2 separate regions of the Homo sapiens genome follow, and region 1 is linked to region 2. A link is an interaction called in ENCODE POLR2A ChIA-PET data of the cell type or tissue named here. Cell type or tissue: HepG2. All regions are shown on one strand. Links, peaks and the distances in the headings refer to the core of each region. The heading gives the core; the rest is flanking DNA.

The links. Peaks named below come from ENCODE experiments on the same cell type or tissue, not always from the same donor. Only the 100,000 strongest peaks of a DNase experiment are listed, where the experiment ranks them.
Region 1: POLR2A ChIA-PET joins it to region 2 with 5 read pairs; 6 of 35 experiments call an interaction of 5 or more read pairs at or near these places.

Annotation. Positions count from the first base shown.
Region 1 is chr11:46,487,847-46,492,240 of GRCh38, forward strand. All of the region lies in intron 11 of AMBRA1 (autophagy and beclin 1 regulator 1), which reads right to left. Among named protein-coding and RNA genes, the nearest start is that of MIR3160-1, 38 kb to the left of the region's middle. In HepG2, for the core only: a CTCF peak has its summit at 2,310 (motif pointing right); a DNase peak (open chromatin) is centred at 2,325.
Region 2 is chr11:46,552,309-46,556,702 of GRCh38, forward strand. The region is part of intron 1 of AMBRA1 (autophagy and beclin 1 regulator 1); the gene reads right to left. Among named protein-coding and RNA genes, the nearest start is that of AMBRA1, 40 kb to the right of the region's middle. In HepG2, for the core only: no CTCF peak of the experiment used is centred there; DNase peaks (open chromatin) are centred at 1,713 and 2,193; H3K4me3 peaks cover 530 bases.

The DNA of each region.
Region 1 (4,394 bases), core at 257-4,256, 65 kb before region 2:
AACAATCAAAAAGCAGAGATTGTCAGACTAGATAAAAAACAAGCTCCAATCATATGCTTTCTACCAGATACACATTTCAGATTCAAAGAGCTAAACAGGCTGAAAGTAAAAGGATGGAAAATGATATCTCATGTAATCAACAACCATAAAAGAACTGCAGTAGCTATATTAATATAAGAAAAAATTGACTTTAAGACAAAAAATATTACTAGACAGAGAGGGACAATGGTAAAATAGTTAATTCATCAGGAACACATATCAGTCGTAGACATATGTGCACCTAATGACAAAGTCACAAAATACATTAATCAAAAATTGACAAAATTGGGCCAGATGCAGTGGCTCACGCCTGTAACTCCAGCACTTTGGGAAGCTGGGGCAGGTAGATCCCTTGACATCAGGAGCTTAAGACCAGCCTGGCCAATATGGTGAAACCCCATCTCTACTAAAAATACAAAAATTAGCCAGGCCTGGGGGCACACGCCTGTAATCTCAGCTACTCAGGAGGCTGAGGCAGGAGAATCGCTTGAACCCAAGAGGCGGAAGTTGCAGTGAGCTGAGATTGCATCACTGGGCAACAGAGCGAGGCTCTGTCTCAAAAAAACAAAACAAAACAAAAAAAAAAACTGACAAAATTGAAGGGAAAAATACACAATTCAATAATAATAGAGATTTCAATACCCACTCTCAATAACTGACAAACTAGATAGAAAATCAGCAAGGATATACAAAGCTGGAACAATAATATTGACCAAGTAGATTTAACCGACATCTACAGGACACTCCACTAAATAACTGCAGAATACACATTCTCCTCAAGCACATGGGTAACACTCTCTAGAAGAGCCTATATACTAAGCCATAAAACAAGTTCCAATAAAATTAAAATGAATAAAATCACACAAAGTATGTTCTCAGACCATGATCAAATTAAATAAGAGAACAACAGAAGGAAATTTGGGAAATTCAAAATATGGGAAAATTCAACAACACACTCCCAAAAAAGTAATAGGTCAAAGAAGTCGTACTGAGAAGTGACACCGTTCAGTAAAAAGGTTTTTTTGTTTTTTTGTGTTTTTTGAGACGGAGTCTTGCTCTGTCGCCCAAGTGCGGGGGCGAGATCTTGGCTCACTGCAAGCTCCGCCTCCCAGGTTAACGCCATTCTCCTGCCTCAGCCTCCAGAGTAGCTGGGACTACAGGCGCCCGCAACCGCCCGGTTAATTTTTTTTTTTATTACACTTTAAGTTTTAGGGTACATGTGCACAACGTGCAGGTTTGTTACATATGTATACATGTGCCATGCTGGTGTGCTGCACCCATTAACTCATCATTTAACATTAGGTATACCTCCTAATGCTATCCCTCCCCCGCTCTCCCCACCCCACAACAGGCCCCGGTGTGTGATGTTCCCCTTCCTGTGTCCACGTGTTCTCATTGTTCAATTCTCACCTACATGCCTGGCTAATTTTTTGTATTTTTAGTAGAGATGAGGTTTCACCACGTTAGCCAGGATGGTCTCAATCTCCTGACCTCATGATCCACCTGCCTCGGCCTCCCAAAGTGCTGGGATTACAGGCGTGAGCCACCGCACCTGGCCAGTTTTTCTTTTTTATATTTAAAAAGAAGAAGAAGGAGTCATAAGAGAAATTAGGATAACTGGGCACAAAGCCATCTCTTGCTCAAGACACTGGACCAGGCCGTAATGACCTGTGGCTAGGAGCAAGAAAACCCTGACACTTCCCATTGATTTTAATCAAAACAGTAAATTAAGTATATCAGGTCCACATCTGCTAGGAGCAGATGCTCATTAGGATGAAAGTCAAAAAGATTATGCAGGACAGACAGCTAATACCCCACATTACCCAGGCCCCTATTCCTCAGAAGTTTTTTGTTCTTCCAGTAATTACCAGGAAGCTGTCAAATGCCAAGCTTCTTATTTCACTTTTATGAGGCCTCAAACATGCAGAAAAATATTATAAGCTTAAGAACCTTTTGGCAGATATTCCCTACTTGAACTCAAACAAAACATGGCACAGACGACAGAACAGAACTCTTCTAAGAGTCAGGAAGACCCGGTTTAAAATTCCAGGTCAGCCTCTCACAGTGATATTGGGCAAGTGACATAACTTTCTGAGCCTCAGTTTTCTTCCCTACAGAATGGAAATGCTACCACCTACCTCACAGGGTTGTTGCAAAGATGAAAAGAGATAACGTGGGAAAGACAGTACCTGGTCCACGGTAGGCACTCAGCTTCATTTCCATCATTTCAGTTGCTGTGACTACACAGAGCTAGTGGTCTGCTACAATGTCAGCAGGGGGAGCTCCTCAGACTTTTGTATGTTCTCCCACAATTTTACCTGGTAGAGCTGCAATAGCTTTAAATGTACTTACAGCTCTTTAAGTATGGGTCTAGAATTTGTGTTGCTGATGATGATGGGGAAAGGCCTGGGTTGATGACCAATTGGAGGCTACCAGAAACCTACAGAATTGCAGGTGAAGGCACCAAGATAAGGGAGAAGAGATGAATAATAGACTATCAAAACACTTTTCTCTTTATTTTTTAATATTTTAAAAATTCTTTTTGCAATAACTTACTCTTCACCTTATAACACTTTTCTATAGTAGCTTCTGTTTTCTATTATTGCTTTCAGTCTCTTGTGGGAGGAAGTAGAACGGATCTTGATTTTCCGCAAACCCATTTTTGTTGATGATTCTGAATGGCTTTGCTTAGGGTCCACTGAAGACTCATTTGGCACTACAGTACTGGTCACACCCCCTAAAACTGCAGGTGTGTGTCTGCTTTGTCCCTCCAGGTCTGCCAAATTTCCAAGCTTCATCCCTGCAAAAAGCCATTCACCATGCAAAAGTTCCACTTATGTCTGGAGTAAGACTGAGTCATGGCTAACCACCTAGACTTGGAGCTACAGGAAGGCAGGGATCATAGTCTGTCTTATTCACTCTGGTAACCTAGAACACTGCCTGGCATATGACAGCTGTAGAACAAATGTCTGCTAAATGTAATTGTTCTGGGACCATTACAATCTCATTCCAATCATACATGACAAAGTGCCTTTCCAGGAAAATTGGGAGTGCTTACTGCTAAAAGGTCAATTGCTCTTTCACTCTGAAAGCTATTATTATAGCAGCTCAATTACATGATCACAAGTAAGTTTAATAAAAAGCAAAACATCTGTATCCAGGAGGGCAAGAAGGCTCAGGAAAAGGGCGGTTACATAATAAGATTTTCCTCAGCAAGCACCACTGGATCATAAAAACCTATGTCTAGGAACCATTTAAATAGAATAATTAAAACAAACAAGAAAAACACTGAAGTTCCCTGGGAGCTCTCTCCCTCTTATAAAGTCCTAAGAAAAAGAATGACATTTTAATGTTTTGTCCTTTAAAACAACTACGAGGAGGCGGATCGGGAAGGTGGTTTAGAGACTACTGGCTCCATTCTTCTACTTCTTAGCTGCATTACTCTGGGCAAGTTAGCCCTCTGGGATTCAGTTTCCTCCACTGTTAATTAGGTAATCGCACCTATCTCATATGATTACTGCAAGACAGAAACGAAATATGTGTAAAGCACGTAAAACACTCCCTAGTATATAGCAAGTGCTCAATAAATGTTAGGCTTTTGTTGCTATATTATTATTATTGGAATTTTCTCAAGAGAAGAAAACAAATGATACAACTGCCAATAGAATCTGGAGGGACATCAAAATATCAACGAATGATAAATAAATACTCTGTAATATGTATTTTGAAAAATTGGTAGAAACTAGTTTAATGGTGAATGAAAACCATCTGCTAATCTAACTCAAGAGTGAGGTTCTAGGGAGTCTAGAGTTCCTTCTCCTAATGGCATTCTGCATCCTTTGATAGATTTTCTCAGATTTCACATCTGTAAACAGCTGCCCACTGCAACACAGCCCCTATATTCAAAGGCATCCATAAGTGTAATTAGGCCATTTGGGGTCAGACCACAAGGCATAAAGTAGGAAACAGGAAATTGAAGTAAGGAGGTCTTGGAGGCAAGGCAGAAAAAAACAACATACAGCTGTTCCCCCAAAGCTAAATGCCAAGGAAACAGAGATCTGCCGGCAGTAGAGAAGCAGGAGGTGCTGTATGGGGTGGTGGAGGCAGATGTCTGGAACAAAGAAGGGTGGAGAAGAGCTCTAGAGTATTGTCTGGCAGCAAGTTATTATCTGCCAGTGAAAAAAGCTTTAACGTGCCTTCGGTTAAGCCACACAGAAGTGCCAGGCAAGGAGAGGCACGGACCACAGCATCTGTTTTACAACTAGGGCCAGAGCCTCCTCAGATGAGGCTGTCAGGAGATTGTGGTATAGTCTGCTCTCCTGCCAGGCCAGAGCCTATGAAGTCCTGGTGTCTGA
Region 2 (4,394 bases), core at 320-4,319:
TAGTGAGCCAAGATGGCACCACTGCACTCCAGCTTGAGTGACAGAGTGAGACTCCATCTCAAAAAAAAAAAAAAAAAAAAAAAAAAAAAAAAAAAAAGGCCAGGCACGGTAGCTCACACCTGTAATCCCAGCACTTTGGGAGGCTGAGGTGGGTGGTAACAAGTTCAAGAGATCGAGACCATCCTGGCCAACATGGTGAAACCCCGTCTCTACTAAAAATACAAAAGTTAGCTAGGCGTGATGGTACGCGCCTGTAATCCCAGCTACTCAGGGGGCTGAGGCGGGAGAATCACTTGAACCCGGGAGGCGGAGGTTGCAGTGAGCCGTGCCATTGCACTCCAGCCTGGGCAACAGAGCGAGATTCTGTCTCAAAAAAAAAAAAAAAAAATTAAATTATGCGGTAAGTACATGTTAAGTGAAAAAAGAACACAAAATTCTATATGCAGTATTAATCCCAACTTTGTTTAAAAAATATTAGGAGAAAAAGGATACAAAAGAAATACAATAAATACTAACCATGGTTGTCTCTCAGTAGTGGCATTATTGGTGATTTAATAATTTTAATAGGCAAGTTTCTATTTTTTTTTCACTTTTTAATTTTAAAAATTATTATTACCAGAAGCCCAAACCTCATCACTCACTTTTTTTCTTTTTTGAGACAGAGTCTCGCTCCGTCACCCAGGCTGCAGTGCAGTGGGGCGATCTCGGCTCACTGCAACCTCTGCCTCCTGGGTTCAGGTAATTCTGTTTCAGCCTCCCGAGTAGCTGGGACTACAGGCGCCTGCCACCACACCCGGCTAATTTTTGTATTTTTAGTAGAGATAGGGTTTCACCATATTGGTCAGGCTGGTCTCGAACTCCTGACCTCAGGTGATCCACCCGCCTCAGCCTCCCAAAGTGCTGGGATTACAAGCGTGAGCCACCACGCCCGGCCACCATTCACTTTTTTAAAAAGTAATAACTATTTATTGTAAAAAGCCAAACAATAATTGGCTCTTTACATTTCACAAAAGGCTGCAATCTAAAGAGTACACAACCAGATGTATCCAAATACAGACAGAAAAAAACATTAACAGCCTGTGTTGAAGGAGTTCTCTCACTGGAGTACTAAGATGTAAAAGTCAGAAAGATTTCACAGCAAGAAAACACCAAGTTTGGCCAGGTGCAGTGGCTCACACCTGTAATCCCAGCACTTTGGGAGGCCAAGGCGGGCAGATCACAAGGTCAGAAGTTCGAGACCAGCCTGGCCAACATAGTGAAACCCTGTCTCTACTAAAAATACAAAAATTAGCCAGGCGTGGTAGCTCATGCCTGTAGTCCCAGCTACTTGGGAAGCTAAGTTGGGAGAATCGCTTGGACCTGGAAGGTGGAACTTTCAGTGAGCTGAGACCGTGCCATTGTACTTCAGCCTGGGTGACAGAGTGAGACTCCATCTCAAAAAAAAAACACAAAAACAAAAACAAAAAAACTCACCAAGTTCCTAGTCCTACACAGCACAGAGTTACCTAAGGAGTGACAAAGAAACAAATTCTAGCCTGTATCCTCATGATACAGCTCTCATCACTTATTAGTGCATAAATATGTACTGAAAATATCAACATTTTCAGGCCAACTTCCTGAATAGGCTAAGGATGAACTAACTGGAAGGAAATCATCTCCTTAGTAACCCTGACAACTCATAGATTAGGATCAGAAATCTAGACCTGAACCCAGGGTAGCCCTTCGGTCAAACTGCCACATAAGTGATTAATTACTAACCAGGAAAGTGCCAAAAATACAGTTCCTATTAGTTTACCTTAACCCTCTACTGCAATTCTTTTACCCAATATAAAAAAGTTCAGAAGAAACATCTTGAGAGTCCTTTGTCTTAACAGTGCAATATAAAGGCACTTTCAAAGAAATACACTTAAACCATTTATAATCTTACAAGGTGTGGTGGAAACAGCAGCAGTCCAATTCCTAAAAATAAAAAATAAAAAAAACCGACCTTCCGACCTCCTGTTACTCAAGAGGAACAATAAAATACAGGTCACAAGTACTGTATGACTCAGAAAACTGTGATGCAACCTCAGATTCCTACAGGATTCAGAAAGGGGAAAGAGTAGCTACAAATATCAATACCAAGAAAAAAATCAAAGGATCAGGATTACCAAACAACATTTCTATCAATTTCCAGGGACCTAAACACACTAACAGCTCAAACAAGAGAAAGCTTTACTGATGGGAAGAAGTCAGAGGGAGTAAAACAATTACACAATCTCTCTTTCATCTGAAGAAAAATATTTGCTGTTGCTTTAAAAGGATAAGGGACTTCTCTCCTGATATGCTCTTACCAGCCACCTGAGAAGAGATTTTACTCTGTTCCCTGTAAAGAACAAAGGGAGCTAAGTCAAACTGAAGTCACACAGGGCTGCTGATGAGGAGAAAATGCCAGTCAATTGTGTTTTTCATTCCTCTTTTAAAAAGGAAGAAGAAACAAGTTTCCCAATCTGTCCCTTAAAGTAAAGCAGACTGAGACAAAGGTTACCAACAATAGTCTTTGTGATACCGTCACACAGTCCCCAAAATCAATTCTCAATCACCAAAAGCTTATCCAAGTAGAAGCAAAAGACATGGCTAGGATATGTACATAAGACAAATGCCGGTCAGGCATGGTGGGAGGCCAAGGTGGGAAGGTTGCTTGAGTCCAGGAGGTCAAGACTACAGTGAGCCATGATTGCACCGCTGCACTCTTCAGCCCAGGTAATAGAGTGAGACCCTGTCTTAAAAAAACAAACAAACAAACAAAAAGACAAATGCCAAGATTCCATCCCATTTCCACACACACATACTCCCACTCCCAATAACATGACTGAGTACTCTCCAAAGGTGAGAAGGCAATCACCTTTCCAGATTTTCTCTATTTAATTCTAAGAGACAATTATATTTAACAACTACTCATAAAAACCATCTAGAGAGTATGCCACAACCCAGTGGGAATTAGAAGTTAGATTTAGAGGTTCCTTGTGCAATCTGATTATCTTATGCCAGGAATTTTACTCCACCTTCTAGCTATACGACTTTGGGGATACTTAACCTCTTTGAGGCTTCGTTTCCTCCTCTGTAAAACATGATCACAATGTCTGCTTCATAGGGTTGTTATGAGACTCCAAATAAGAAAACAGCTGTGGAAATATGAATCTTGTTTCTGTTGTTTTTATTACTATTGAATCCTCTCTGAGGTTCACTATGGTTTCCCTCACCAAACAATAGGGCCAACTGAAACCCCAGAGACACCACAATTCCCAAGAGTAGCAGATTTCTAAGAATTATGTCAAAGGCTGTTACCAGAAAACAAAGTAAAAAGTGCTCAGGGAGAAAATAAAGTATGTTTATGTGGCAAAAATAATTCATTGTGATTTGGGCTCCCTCTACATAGTTTAGTAAAGTGAATTAAAAACCAGAACCAACAATTTATAGCTGTATCTAAAACCTGACTAATAATTCATACCCCAAATCTTCCCCTTCCTATTGCATTTAGGAGTGTGATTCAGAAACCTATAGACCTGCAAGAAGCTGTTAAAATGGAGTCCAATCTCCTTATTTATTTGAGTAACTGCATCTCTCTTCCACTTCACTATGCCCATGTGGGCAAAGTCTAAGAGTCAAACCAACCATGTAATACTGACATATATTCCATAACTTGATTTAACCCAAGGATATAATTATTTTTTAAAAAATCCTTTAAATACTAATTCTAAGACCACTTGCATAAGTAAAGTTCACCCAAATGGAAAATTAACTACAAAATTTCAGGCTTTTAATTAGAAGCCTAAAACTGCCCCAGTACTCTTTGGAAACTCCATATGGATGGAAATACACAGGGTTTTCTACGACTGGCAGCTTTGTTTTTATTAATAGGACTTTCCTACGGCCATTTCAGGATACTTCAAGTAACATCATATAGAACCAAAGTTCAAACTGTAAGCACCACAAGCCAGCACCCACACCTGACTCCATACAGCTCTTGTGTGACTCTTACACTAGACTGAATTTACAGGGGTACAGAGAATGTGGGGAAAAACATCATAAATTTAGAACAGTAAACAACACATTCCCGAAGGCAAACACACCTAGAAGCAGAAAAACTCCAACTATTCCCTGAATTGTGTATCTATTGTGTGCAAAAGATATCCAAGGATATGGCAAAGTGCTAACTGGTTAACTCTAGATGGAGAAGTCATGAGTGATATTTATTTTATTGTTATTATCCATAACATCCAAATTACAGTCAATATGTATAGTCATATATATGGGCCCCGCAGTCAGAATGGTTGATTGAATTCCAGCTCCATCCTTTTCCTGGTATATGATGGTATCTTGATTTCTAGGAATAGTTACTTAACCTGACTGTA